Linked DNA regions of Homo sapiens: region 2 is linked to region 1. The links are chromatin contacts, found by Hi-C or POLR2A ChIA-PET in ENCODE. All regions are on one chromosome and are shown on one strand. The core of a region is the stretch at or near the end of the contact, and the rest is flanking DNA. Distances in the headings are between cores, read along the strand shown. Region 1 overlaps PRKN (parkin RBR E3 ubiquitin protein ligase). Region 2 overlaps MAP3K4 (mitogen-activated protein kinase kinase kinase 4).

Region 1 (5,925 bases), core at 2,141-4,640:
ATATGCTGATTTGTATTTTTGATAATGACATTCTCTAGTTTTTGGTTGGCTTAGGTCAGCAGTGACCAAAATTATCCACATAGATGGGATTCTGAATGCGGAATCATCACTAATAGGATGTGAGAGGGGTCAAAGCCGACCACAGAGCCTACCTTTTGTGCAAAGTATAGTTATTCTGGCACAAAGTAGACTATTATTTTTGCTAGAGTGAATGCAGAAATATTTTCATTCAAGAAACATGTGTTGGGTGTCTAAGATGTGCCAGGCACTGTCCTGGACCCTGGGGATACATCCCAGTAAACAAGAGAGATGACAAATAGCAAGCCAACAATCCCTGCCTTGTGGAGCTTCCCCATTAGCAGAACGGCGGCTCTCAGACCAGCGGCACCGGAAGCGCTTGTGCTGTGGCTCCCCCACTACCCCTCTGGGTCTGAATCCATAGGTCTGGGATTGCGCTCAAGGACTGGCAGTTCAACAAATTCCTAGGTGATGCCGATGTCGCTAGCCTGCAGAGCTTCGGAGAACTACTGCTCGCAGAAGGTCTACATACACTGTGGTCAACAAAGACAGAGAGACCCTATTTTTTTTTTTTTTTTTTTTTTGAGACAGGGTCTCACTCTGTTGCCCAGGCTGGAGTGCTGTGGCAAGATCATAGCTCACTCTAGCCTGGAAATCCTGGGCTCTCGAGTAGCTGGGACTACAGGCACATGCTTCTGTCCTCTGCTGATCTTTAAAAAATATTTTTTGTAGAGATGGGGTCTCACTTTGTTGCCCAGGCTGGTTTCGAATTCTTAGCTTCAAGTGATCCTCCCACCCTGGCCTCCCAAAGTGTGGGGCTGCCGGTGTGAACCACCACACTCGGTAGGGCAGAATTTTTCTCTTCTCTGGGAAACCGAGGTCTTTGCTCGTCAGGCCTTCCATGGACTGGGTGAGGCCCACCCACATTATAGAGGGTCATCTCCTTGACCTCAAAGTTAACTGAGTATAGATGTTAACCACGTCTACAAAAATACCTTCACAGCGACACCTTGACTACTGCTGGTTCCAACAACTGGGCTGTGTGGCCCAGCTACATTGACACAGAAAATTACCCATCACAGCTAGGCTGAAACTCATGTTTAAGACTAGATCTGTTTGACTTCAAGCCCCCTCTGCTTGTCTTGGATTCCTCAGACACGGGTGGGAACACCTAGTCCTTGCTGAAAGAAGGTAAATGCAACCCTGGAGAACAGCAGTGCTGAGCCTAAATGGGCTATGCCTCTGTGCTTACAGGGGTGCTGAGTTTAAACGAGCTATGCCTCTGTGTTTGCAGGGGTGCTGAGTTTAAATGTGCTATACCTCTGTGCTTTGCAGGGGTGATGAGTTAAATGGCCATGCCTCTGTGCTTGCAGGGGTGATGAGTTAAATGGGCTACACCTCTGTGCTTGCGGGGTGCTGAGTTTAAACGGGCTATGCCTCTGTGCTTGCAAGGAACAAGTGTAGAGCAGGTGAACCGTTTTCCTCACACATGGTCAACATGCTTTTCTGTGGAGTGACAATATTTTGTCCCCCCTGCCAGCCCCGTTTTTAATGAAGGAATTATGGGGGCCAGGATCCAGCTGTTAGCTTTTCAAATCTGCACACCTCTCAGAAATGCTCCTCCTGGGGACACAGTCCTTCGATTCCCTCTTGCCTGTTGTCGGCTGGGCCACTATGCAGGCGTGGCTGGGGTGCCTTTCAAAGTGGCGTTCACTCCCTTTTCCCCCAGGTCATTTTATTTTTGTTTCTGGACAAATCCAGCATTTTCCTTAAGGGTTTAGCGCCATCTGGTGCATCAGAGGCGCACTGCAGCTGCTTCCCTCCTGATACTGAGTGGGGTGTGCAGAGAATTGCCAGGGGCGCTTTCCTTTGAGGAGCTCCAAATGCCCGTGGGGTATGCGGTGTGTATGTGAGTGGCGAGTGTGTGCAGTGTTATGTATCTGTGTGTGGTGTGTGTTCTGTGTGTATGTGTGTTGTGTATATGCGTATGCTGTATGTGCAGTGTGTGTGGTGTGTATGTATGTGTGTGTGGTATATGTGGTGCGCGTGTGTTGTGTGTGTAACGCATGGTGTGCATGTTATGTATATGTGTGCGCCGTGTGTGTTGTGTATGTGTGGTGTATGTGGATGTGGTGTGTATGTTTATGTGTGTGTGGTGCATATGTGTGGTGTGTGTGATGGGTGTGTGGTGCATATGGGTGGTGTGTGTGATGGGTGTGTGGTGTGTGTGGTGTGTGTGATGTATGTGTGGTGTGTGTAATGGGTGTGTGGTGCATGTGTGTGGTGTGTGATGTGTGTGTGGTGTGTGTAATGGGTGTGTGGTGCATGTGTGTGGTGTGTGTATGTGTGTATGTGTGTGGCATGTGTGATGTATGTGTGGTGTGTGTGTATGTGTGATGTGTGTTATATATGTGTGGTGTGTATGTGTGATGTGTGCGTTATGTTTATGTGTGTGGCATGTGTGACATATGTGTGGTGTGTGTGTGTGTGTGGTGTGTAGCTGTGACAATAAGTTTCTATAAAAATATTTTCCACATTGCGAACTTGTTCTAGCTGCTTGTTTATGGAGTCTAGTACACAGGGTATACAGGGTATAGACTTGCAAAGTCGGTTCAGAATTTACATTCAGACCTTTTTTACCAACTCTGCTGGGATCCTGAAACCCCTCTGGAATCCAAAAGCCTTCAGGACAGCATCATTTTCAGAGGAGGGTCCCATGTGTCAGGCCAGGCAGGCATCTGGTGGAGGCTGCACTGTGGCCGTGCAGAGGAAGACTCAGGGGACCCGCAGGCTGTGACCCCTACAGGTGAGTGAGCTCAGGGGACCCGCAGGCCGTGACCCCCACAGGTGAGCGAGCTCAGGGGACCCGCAGGCCATGCCCCTCAAGGCAGAACTCCTGGGGGTGGAGGGAACCCCCCGGGGGTGCTGAGGCTCCTGCAGAGGGAGGACGCCCCTGGCCGGAAGCTGCACCCCAGGGAAGTGCGTTGCAGAGCCTTGGTGCTCTGCCGTGCTGGAGTGACAGTCCAGAAGAGAAGAAGGGTTTCTGCAGTGCAGGAGAGCGCTTGGAGAGCCCCAGCCCCAGGTCTGCATGGTCAGGATCGGCCTCCAGGGGCAGGCGTGTGGTGTCACTGTGTGTGTACCCACGCAAGCATGCCTTCACTTGTCTTTCAATCCCAGTCAATCTTATCTTTCCTTTCCTCTCTCCACAGTGCCTGACAGTTTTAGCATTCAGCCTTAAAAACCCAAACCCCCAAGTTTCACCATTTTGTAATACTTTGCAACTTACAAACGGCGAAACACACACTCATTTCATTATTTATAGCTTGGTAGATCTTACTGGCTCTGTGTGGCAGGCGACGAAAAGGCTGTGAGCCTTTGAGCAACTTGCCTGGAAGAGGAGGAAATGAAACCGGGCCTTTGACGACCTGCCAAGGGCCATTTCTGCTGCCCCAGAGCAAACCTTCGCACACAAGCTGAGTGCCTTGGAAACGCACTGCAGAGGGGCGGGTGCTGTCCTGGCACTGACTCAGCTTTTCACAGCGCAAGGCCGAGCCCGAACGACGCGCTGGCTTTAATGGAGATCTGTCGCAGCCGTTCCATCCCATCTGCACATCCACTTAGGCGGCGGGTCCAGGGTCATGGATTCAAGAGAAGTGGCATCAAACCTGCTTTACTTAAACCAACAAGCAGTTCAGAAAATACACTCCCAAATAACCGGGGATCTAGATCTCCGGGAATAATAAATTACACCCATCTCCCAATACTGGGACTGCATTTGTGTGTGAAGGCAGTCAATGGCTGAGAGACGGCTCTGCGGTGAGATGCTGGGGCAAAATAGATCAAAAAAGATCTCAGCTCCCTGGAGCCACTGCTGCTTCAGTGTCCTCCACTGAGGGAGGTGCACCTCCTAGCCTCTCCTGGACTGTAACTCTGAAGGGGTGGGTGTGGGTGTGGGGAGCATGGATAAGGGGCAGTTCGTTGGAGATTGTCAGTCTTGCATCTTGATCGCTGGCTCCAGCCTGGATTCTCCTCTGAGGTGGTCTAGGCATCCACTCCTTTCCCCACTGAACCCCTAGCTGAGATGTCCACAATGAATGTGTGTCTCCCCGAACAACCTGCTTTTGTTTCTGTCTCCTCTTCCAGCCAATGGCACCACCATCGTTCTAAGCTAGACATTCATGCATCAACATTAACCCGTCTCCTCTCATCCTGTCTTCTAATCCACTGCCAAGTTCTGCAGATCCGACCTCAAGCCCATCCCCTCCTCTGTATTCCCTGGCCGGATTCCTGGTGCCTGGTGTGTCTCTGGTTTGGCCCTTTTAGGGGGTGCTCTGCTCTGCTCCCAGTCCCACCACCTTGGGACTGAGGTCACACCGTCACATCACGGCGATAGGGCAGCTCACGCCCAGTGGTGGAGGGTGGATGCGAAGGGCTCACCTCTAGCCTCCTACCTCTGGCTCCCCTCAGTCTTCTGTGGCAACCGCACTGCAGTGGGACTCCACCTCTGCCCAACCCTGCTTCCTTCTCTTCCTGAAGGTGCTGTTGAGAGCACCCCAAGACACTCCCTGCCTGCAAGTCTCAGAGCCTGTTCTCCTGGGAACCTATAACCTGTGGCACTTGGTGCCTGGATAGTCCTAGGAAGCAAACTCTAAAATGGAGTTAGAGCTGGAATCCCTCCCGCCAGTGGCCAAAGAGGAGCCTGTCACTGTTGGAAGAAAGTGCTGGAAGCTCTGAGTGGGGCCCCGAGGAGCAAAGGGCAGGGTCAGGCGGCATGCAAGCGCCCTGTCTCTGCGGCTGTGCACGCAGGCAGACCCTGTGGATTCCAGGTGTCTGTGGAGGGAAAAGAGGTCACGTGGGGCTACCTGCGGGCCAATAAGAGCATCCCAGCAAAGATTTTGGGGGTTCAGCAGCTGAGAACGATGGACCATTTGAAAGAGAGCCCCTGGCACGCTACCGAGCCCTGTGGAGTTGGAGCATCTGTGCAGCAATTGTCATAAGACAGAAGTGGGGCATCTAGGCCCAGGCCCAAGCAGGCCCACGGGGCGTGAGCGAGCTGCACAAGCAGGTCCTCAGACCCCCGTGCCATCCACACCGTGGCATGACTGCCTCTCCTTGGGCTCACAACCATGGCCCCACGGTGGTAGTGGCCGGGCTGGGGAGATTCCTTATGACACACTGAGGGATCCAAGCTTGGTTCACAATTGAGTTAGCTTAACATACGGCTGCAAGCCAAAAATGCACTGTCGCTATCCTGTAATCCTCTTTAGGGTTGAAAGAGTGGTGAGGGGAGACCCTGTCAATAAGCAGAGCCTTGGGCAACGCAACTGCTATGGTCCGAGTGTTTGTGTCTCCCCAGATTCCTATGTCGAAACCTAATCACCAAGGCGGTGGGATTAGGAGGTGAGGCCTTTGCAAGGTGATTGGGTCATAAGTCAGAGCCCTCGGGAATGGGATTAGTGCCCTTATAAAGAGAGGGCATTAACCAGTCACCTCTCATCCTGTGAGGCCCCAGAGAGCTGTCTTGCCCCTTCTACCATGTGAGGGTATAGCTAGAAGACGTCATCTACAAACCAAAAAGTGGTCCCTCATGAGACCCCAAATCTGCTAGTGCATTCATCTTTGACTTCTGAGCCTCCAGAACTGGAAGGAATAAATGTGTGTTGTTTATAAGCCAGCCAGTCTACGGTATTGAGTGACAGCAGCCCAAACAGATGAGGCAGCAGCTGACAGTGGACTGTGTGTGGAAAGGAAAGAGTCCTGAGTTAGGAAGAGATACAAGCTCCTAAGCAGTGGCAAACGTCTTGGCAGCCTCTTTAAGGGCAGGGACAGAGAAAATCTGGAAGACTGAGGACAGGTAAGACAAGGAGCTCTGCAGAGCAGGCACGTGGACAGACCCATGGGAGGGGC
Region 2 (5,804 bases), core at 8-2,507, 340 kb before region 1:
ACAGCTGAGGAAACTGGCTCAGAGAAGTTTTACGGCTTTCAATTTTAAATGTCTCAGTCACATGTATATTAGAAAGTGGCTTCACATGTATGCCAGCTGGTGAACTATTTCTTGCGGACATTCTTGTTTATGAATACCAAGACAAGGTGGAAATGGGACGCCAGTGGTAGACAAGTGGGCCATTTTAATGTCTTAGTCTTGGTTGTGGTGGTTAATAGTCTTTGAGAATTTATTTGTTCTCAGACTATTGCAGCACAGCATGGTGGACAAAAGCAGAATCTTGGTTGCTTGATCACCCGGACTCCAGTCCTGGTTCCGCTATCTTCTGCGTATGCAGCCTCCATATCTCGTTTCTCTATCTGTAAAATCATCTGCCTTATAGTGTTGTTAGGATTATGTATTCAGTATTAGTTATCATCATTATTATTGTAAACTCAGGATTTCTTTTATTTTTTCTGAGACGGAGTTTCACTCTTGTTGCCCAGGCTGGAGTGCAGTGGCGCGATCTCAGCTCACTGCAACCTCCGCCTCCTGGGTTCAAGCAATTCTCCTGCCTCACCCTCCCGAGTAGCTAGGACTACAGGCATGCGCCACCATGCCCGACTAATTTTGTATTTTTGGTAGAGACGATGTTTCGCTATGTTGGCCAGGCTGGTCTCGAACTGCTGACCTCAGGTGATCCACCTGCCTCAGTCTCCCAAAGTGCTGGGATTATAGGCACGAGCAACCATGACCGGTTGTAAAGTCAGGATTTCTTCCCAACACTTACTACTTTTTTTCTTGACTTAAATCTTAAAGCAAAATTAAATAATTACATTGTTGACATATCCTTATTAAATGGTGTGCCCATTTTTAGGACCCTGAGTCTTAGATTAAATGATTGTCTCAAGTCGTGTAGCTACTGTTCCTGCTTCTGTCCTGCCTGGACTACACATTTCCTTGTATGTCTTCCTAGTCCTTCGCTTTATCTCACTACATAATGCTGCTAGTACATTTTTTTTGTTACTGTTGCTGTTGCCTGTCTTTCCTTCCTTCCATCCTTCCTTTCATCCTCTTCCTTTCTTTTCTTTCTTCTGCCTTTCTCACGCTTTCTCTCCTCACTTCCTTTTTTCCTTTCCTCCCTCTGTTCTTTCCTTATTTCTCCTCCATTCTTTCCATTGAATCAGCATTTGAGTGACTCCATAGGCATGTGCTCTTTTGGAAGATGAATAAGACCTAGTTCCAGGTCAAGTAGGGAGTACACAAATGACCAACAGTACAGGCTCATCTGGATGCACACAGGAGGCAGTATTGAGAAGACCTGGGCTTGGGAAGACTTCTGGAACAAGTGACATTTGTGCTGTGACCTCAAAGCTGAGTCAGGAAGACTAGTATTTCAGACTAGCATGTGACTCATAATAATATATTGGCCCCCTCAGTATTTTGAGGAGCTTTTTAGAATTAATTAGATTGGTCAGATTTATTTAAAAAGCTGTCCAAGGAAATGTGAACTGTTACATTATTTCTTTCTCACTGCAACAGACAAAGGATCTCTGAGTCATACTATTAACTTTAGAACTGCGGTCAGAGTTGGACTCATCTTTTAAATAGTCACCAATAACATTTGCATTTTTCAGATTATCTATTGTTGTGTAACAAACCACTGTGAAACTTAATGGCATGAAAGAGCAATTATTTTATTGCTCATGATTCTGTGGTTCAGGTGTGTAGGCAGGGTACAGGTCATCCCTGTCCCAGGATGTCTGGAGCCTTGGCTGGAATAGCTCAGTTGGCTGGAAACATCCTGGCTTGGCTGGGGCCCTAAGTCTGAGCCCTCATTTTTTTTGTCTGCATAGTGTCTGCTGGATGTCAAACATCCACGATGGCTCCCTCACTCACATATGTGTCTGTTCACTTGGGCTGAGAGAGCAGGAACAGCTGAGGGCTGCTGGCACAGTTTTCTTTCCATGTGATCTTCCTCATGGCTAGCCCAGGGTGGTCCTTGGGTAATTGGACTTCTTACACGGCAGCTGTCTTTCCTCAGAGCCAGTGTTTTGAGAGACTGAGGTGGAAATCGCAGGCCTTCTTAGGCCTTAGCTTCCGCGGTTGTGCAGTGTCACTTCTGTTGTGTTCTTTTAGTTCCATGAGGCTGGCCCAAATTCACTGTGGGAGGCGACTGCTCAAGGCAGCGGTACCAGGTCGGGTTTGTAGGTTACTTTGGGAAGTTAACTGCTACATGCATTCATTGTAAAGCTTTGGGGAATTAGAATCTGGTCAGTCATACTGTCTTTGCTTCCCCTAGCCCCGAACCCGCAAAAATGCAAAAAAAAAAAAAAAAAAAAACATCAAGTACATCCCTGAAGGAATGTAAGGACTCAGAAAGGTAACTGAGGGGACTATTTAGAGGAAGAGATAAGAACCAGCAATACTGGCTTTTTAGCTATGGTAGCCATGCTCATGAACTGATTATACAGGTATGATTCTTGCAATGTTATTACCTCTGTAGGCTCAGAGTAGCTACTATTGTCATGTATTTGTTTTTTATAATTGTAAATTCAGATCTTGAGAAAATTGATAGCCCTAATTGTGGTGCATATGTGTGATTAGACAATTGACTCATTGAAATTATTTGATGGAATTATAATAGTGCTAATTTCCTGCAAATCATTACCAGTGACATGTTAGAATGGGAAGTTATAGACAGGAGAAATTAGAGATAAAACATTGGTACTAAGAAGAATGCCTGTAAATAAGCTCTTAGTTTTGTAAAGATAAGAGAGATGCACACCATAAATACAGCATTATGGAATTTTACAAAGTTAGTTGAATTAGAACATCCAACATATAACTGCTCTTTTCCACTTAGTAATAGGTGGAGGCCATTGTTCTGTGTAAGGACATTTAAAGTAAGGTATTGTTTGGATCATTATAACCATGTTCCCTATAGTGTGTTTCCATAGTTTCAAACAAAAAATACTATTGCGGGGAGCATCTCTGTTCATTTATCTTTACTCATATATGGAGTATTTTTGTAGATTAGATACCTAGTGGTGGAATTGCTGTATTGAATGGTATGTGTGTTTTAATTTGGTAGATATTGTGCGTGTCATTCTGCAAAAGGACAGTTCATTTTGATACTCCTACCAACAATGTATGAATACCTCGTTTCTTTGTATTTTCTGTATTAGTAATATAAAAATCTGCCAGTTTAGCTGTTTAAATTTGCCTATTTCTCATTTTATATTTATCTTTACTAAGGAGAATATAGTTGGGGATTGTGGTTGAATGCATAAGGCCAGTATGAAATTTACTGGAAATATGAGGCTACATACAAGTACTATATATAGACATTTACATGGTGTGTGTGCAACCTACACACACACAGATATATACAGCTTCAGAAATGTCTCACTTGAATCACAGTATTTAATTGAATGCAACTATTTAGAAAACGTGAGGAATCAAAGAAAGTTATCAAAGCCCTATTTATATTGCAATCACGAGGATTGTGGGTCCCTGGAAACTGAATGCAGATTTTATTATGTGCATGTGTGCATTTTTGTAAGGAGTCCATGGTTTTCATCAGATTCGCAAATGTAGTCTGTGACCCAAATAAGGTTAAGAAGCATTGACCTAGATAACATTTACCATGAATTTAACAAAACTGCTCATCCTGACATGAGTTGCACTCAAAGGATAAAGCCATCAGATGCATAGCAAATTCAAAATTAGTGCAAAGGCTACAAGGTCTCTTCCACACTAGCCAAGAACAGAGATAGTCCCCCAACTCCACATTTGCTGGTTTTACAGAAAAGACTTTTTAAAAGGTCATAAATGTCAACAAGTTTGTTCAGTAAGAGGATATTATCTTTGTGCAAATAGGGATAGAAGGGAGGCAGTGACTCCTGTGAGGTCCACCCACTTTCTCCCCATTGATCAAACACTGTTCTGCATGCTGCTGGCCAGTGGGTTCTGCAGGTGCAGTTAACCTCCCTAACCTGTTGATGTTGAGTTAATGAAAGGGAGATTGTCTTCCACGGGCTGGCTTAATCAGAAGCCTGGGAGCCACCTGGAGGAGAAGGTGAAGCAGCCATGTCCAGAGTGTGAGTAGGAGAAGGCTTTGGGTAGGAGAAGGCCAAGGTGGAGCAGAGCTAGAACTGCTGCCCTGGAAGGAGGGCCTGGTGGCTTCCAGCCCAAGGAATAGCAGGAGGACCAGCCCTACCTCCAGCACCTGCCCAAGGAACATATAGCTCTAGGATTCACTTTCTCAGGACCCAACCTGACTACCTATCGGCAAATCCATGAATGCTGACCACGCTGATGCCTTCCCAGCACCTGTCTGTGGGTAACTATCTCTTAACAGGAGCCCCTGGGGGCTGGAGTGCAGGCTACTGGCATCTCTACGCTGCCAGTCATCCCTGGTCCTTCCCCTAACCCTGCCGAGGCCCAGGACCCTCAGCCCACAGGCATCTGTGAGGGAGCAAGGAAGTGAACCCCTGAGATACGGCCATTTGCAGGGCTGTCGCATGGAGGACTTGCCTCTAGGGGCTCAGCTGGTATGGGGGCAAGGGTAGGGCCAGGAGCCTGTTGTCGGCTAAGGCTCCAGAGAGGACCACGGCCATTGCAGCAGCAGCTTTAGATCTGGTGACTTTCAGGAGCACAGGAAATCATCTTCCTGATGCCTCGGACATGGCCCCCAGGTGCACTTGGGCCTCAAGTGGGGCTGCCCTGTGCAGCCACTCCCACTACAGCTTGTGCAGGGCTTTAAGCCCAGTGCCTTGTCTTGGACCTTTTAGACCAGTGTGGCTGTTACATAGAGAGTTGACGAGCAGAAACTGGTATCTCCACTTCAGGTGTGGGCTACTTGTGATACCAGACGGACAGAAGGTGGACAGACTCCAACCATGGACAGGCAGATGCTCTCAGGGAGGGTAAAGGCCTTGAGTTATTGTTTCTTTTTTTTTTTTTCTTTTTTTTTTTTTTAGAGATGGGGTCTCGCTATGTTGCCCAGACTGGCCCGGAACCTCTGGACTCAAGTGATCCTCCCGCCTCAGCTTCCAGAGTAGCTGACCCTCCTGGTGCGTGTCACCACCACAAGTTTCAGGCCTTCTTTTAAAGGGCTTTTATGTGATTAAGTCAGGCCCACTCAAGAAAATCTCCCTTTTGATTAAACAAAAATGAGCTGGCTAAGGACTTGAATTATATCTACACAGTCCCTTCTTAGCAGCAGGATGTTAGTGTATGTTTGAACAGTGGAGAGAAGAGGCTGTGTACTACAAAATGGCTGCTGCATCTCATGGCCCAGCCTTCACCAAAAGCTGAAAATTCCTGTCTTATTGGGAAAACTTTCTTAATTTATATGATAGTTTAAAAAAAGGCATTTTATCTAAAGACTGTGTTTGAGTGTTGGGTAAGGATGATTAGCTCTGCATTACCTGAAAGTCTGCTATCTGACGTCCCAGTTGATGTAACCTACCAGGTAAACTCGAGTGAACTCAGTGAACAGGCTTGATTTCATACTGTGGTGAGTGTTAAGTTTAACACCACAGGAGCTAGCTGCGGTGTTATTTGAGATTATGCTTTTGGATAATGGTAGTCATTACCAATTTATAGCAATTAAGATTTTGATACGTTTTGGACAATATTTAGTCAAATATAACTGTTTGTTCTTAAGGTTGGTTTAAGAGACAGTCAAACCATTTTTTTCCTTAAATGTTTGTTTTCTTTTTAATATAGCAGAAGGAAGTACATTCAGTTTATCTCATAGTTTAAGTAGGTGAAATAGGAATTTAAAAGACACCCAAGCCAAAACCCTTTCCAGGGCA

The links. Hi-C counts contacts between places; a loop is a spot of excess contacts on that map. ChIA-PET counts read pairs that join two places held with the same protein, here RNA polymerase II (POLR2A). Pooled maps may share reads with other maps.
Region 2: a loop to region 1 is called in a pooled map, with 2.4 times the contacts of the local background. The contact joins two enhancer-like sites. A Hi-C loop is called at or near these places in 1 of 168 maps with a recorded cell type or tissue (IMR-90) and 5 of 50 pooled maps. POLR2A ChIA-PET finds 5 or more read pairs at or near these places in 1 of 52 experiments (AG04450).

Annotation. Positions count from the first base shown.
Region 1 is chr6:161,372,246-161,378,170 of GRCh38, forward strand. The region is part of intron 10 of PRKN (parkin RBR E3 ubiquitin protein ligase); the gene reads right to left. Among named protein-coding and RNA genes, the nearest start is that of AGPAT4, 100 kb to the left of the region's middle. RefSeq lists enhancers at 1,588-1,737, 2,932-3,472. Within about 2 kb of position 3,391, at least 11 of the 41 ENCODE cell types and tissues checked have a DNase peak (open chromatin) inside an H3K27ac peak, as active enhancers do.
Region 2 is chr6:161,036,979-161,042,782 of GRCh38, forward strand. The region is part of intron 2 of MAP3K4 (mitogen-activated protein kinase kinase kinase 4); the gene reads left to right. Among named protein-coding and RNA genes, the nearest start is that of MAP3K4-AS1, 48 kb to the left of the region's middle. RefSeq lists an enhancer at 1,814-1,883. Within about 2 kb of position 1,258, at least 15 of the 41 ENCODE cell types and tissues checked have a DNase peak (open chromatin) inside an H3K27ac peak, as active enhancers do.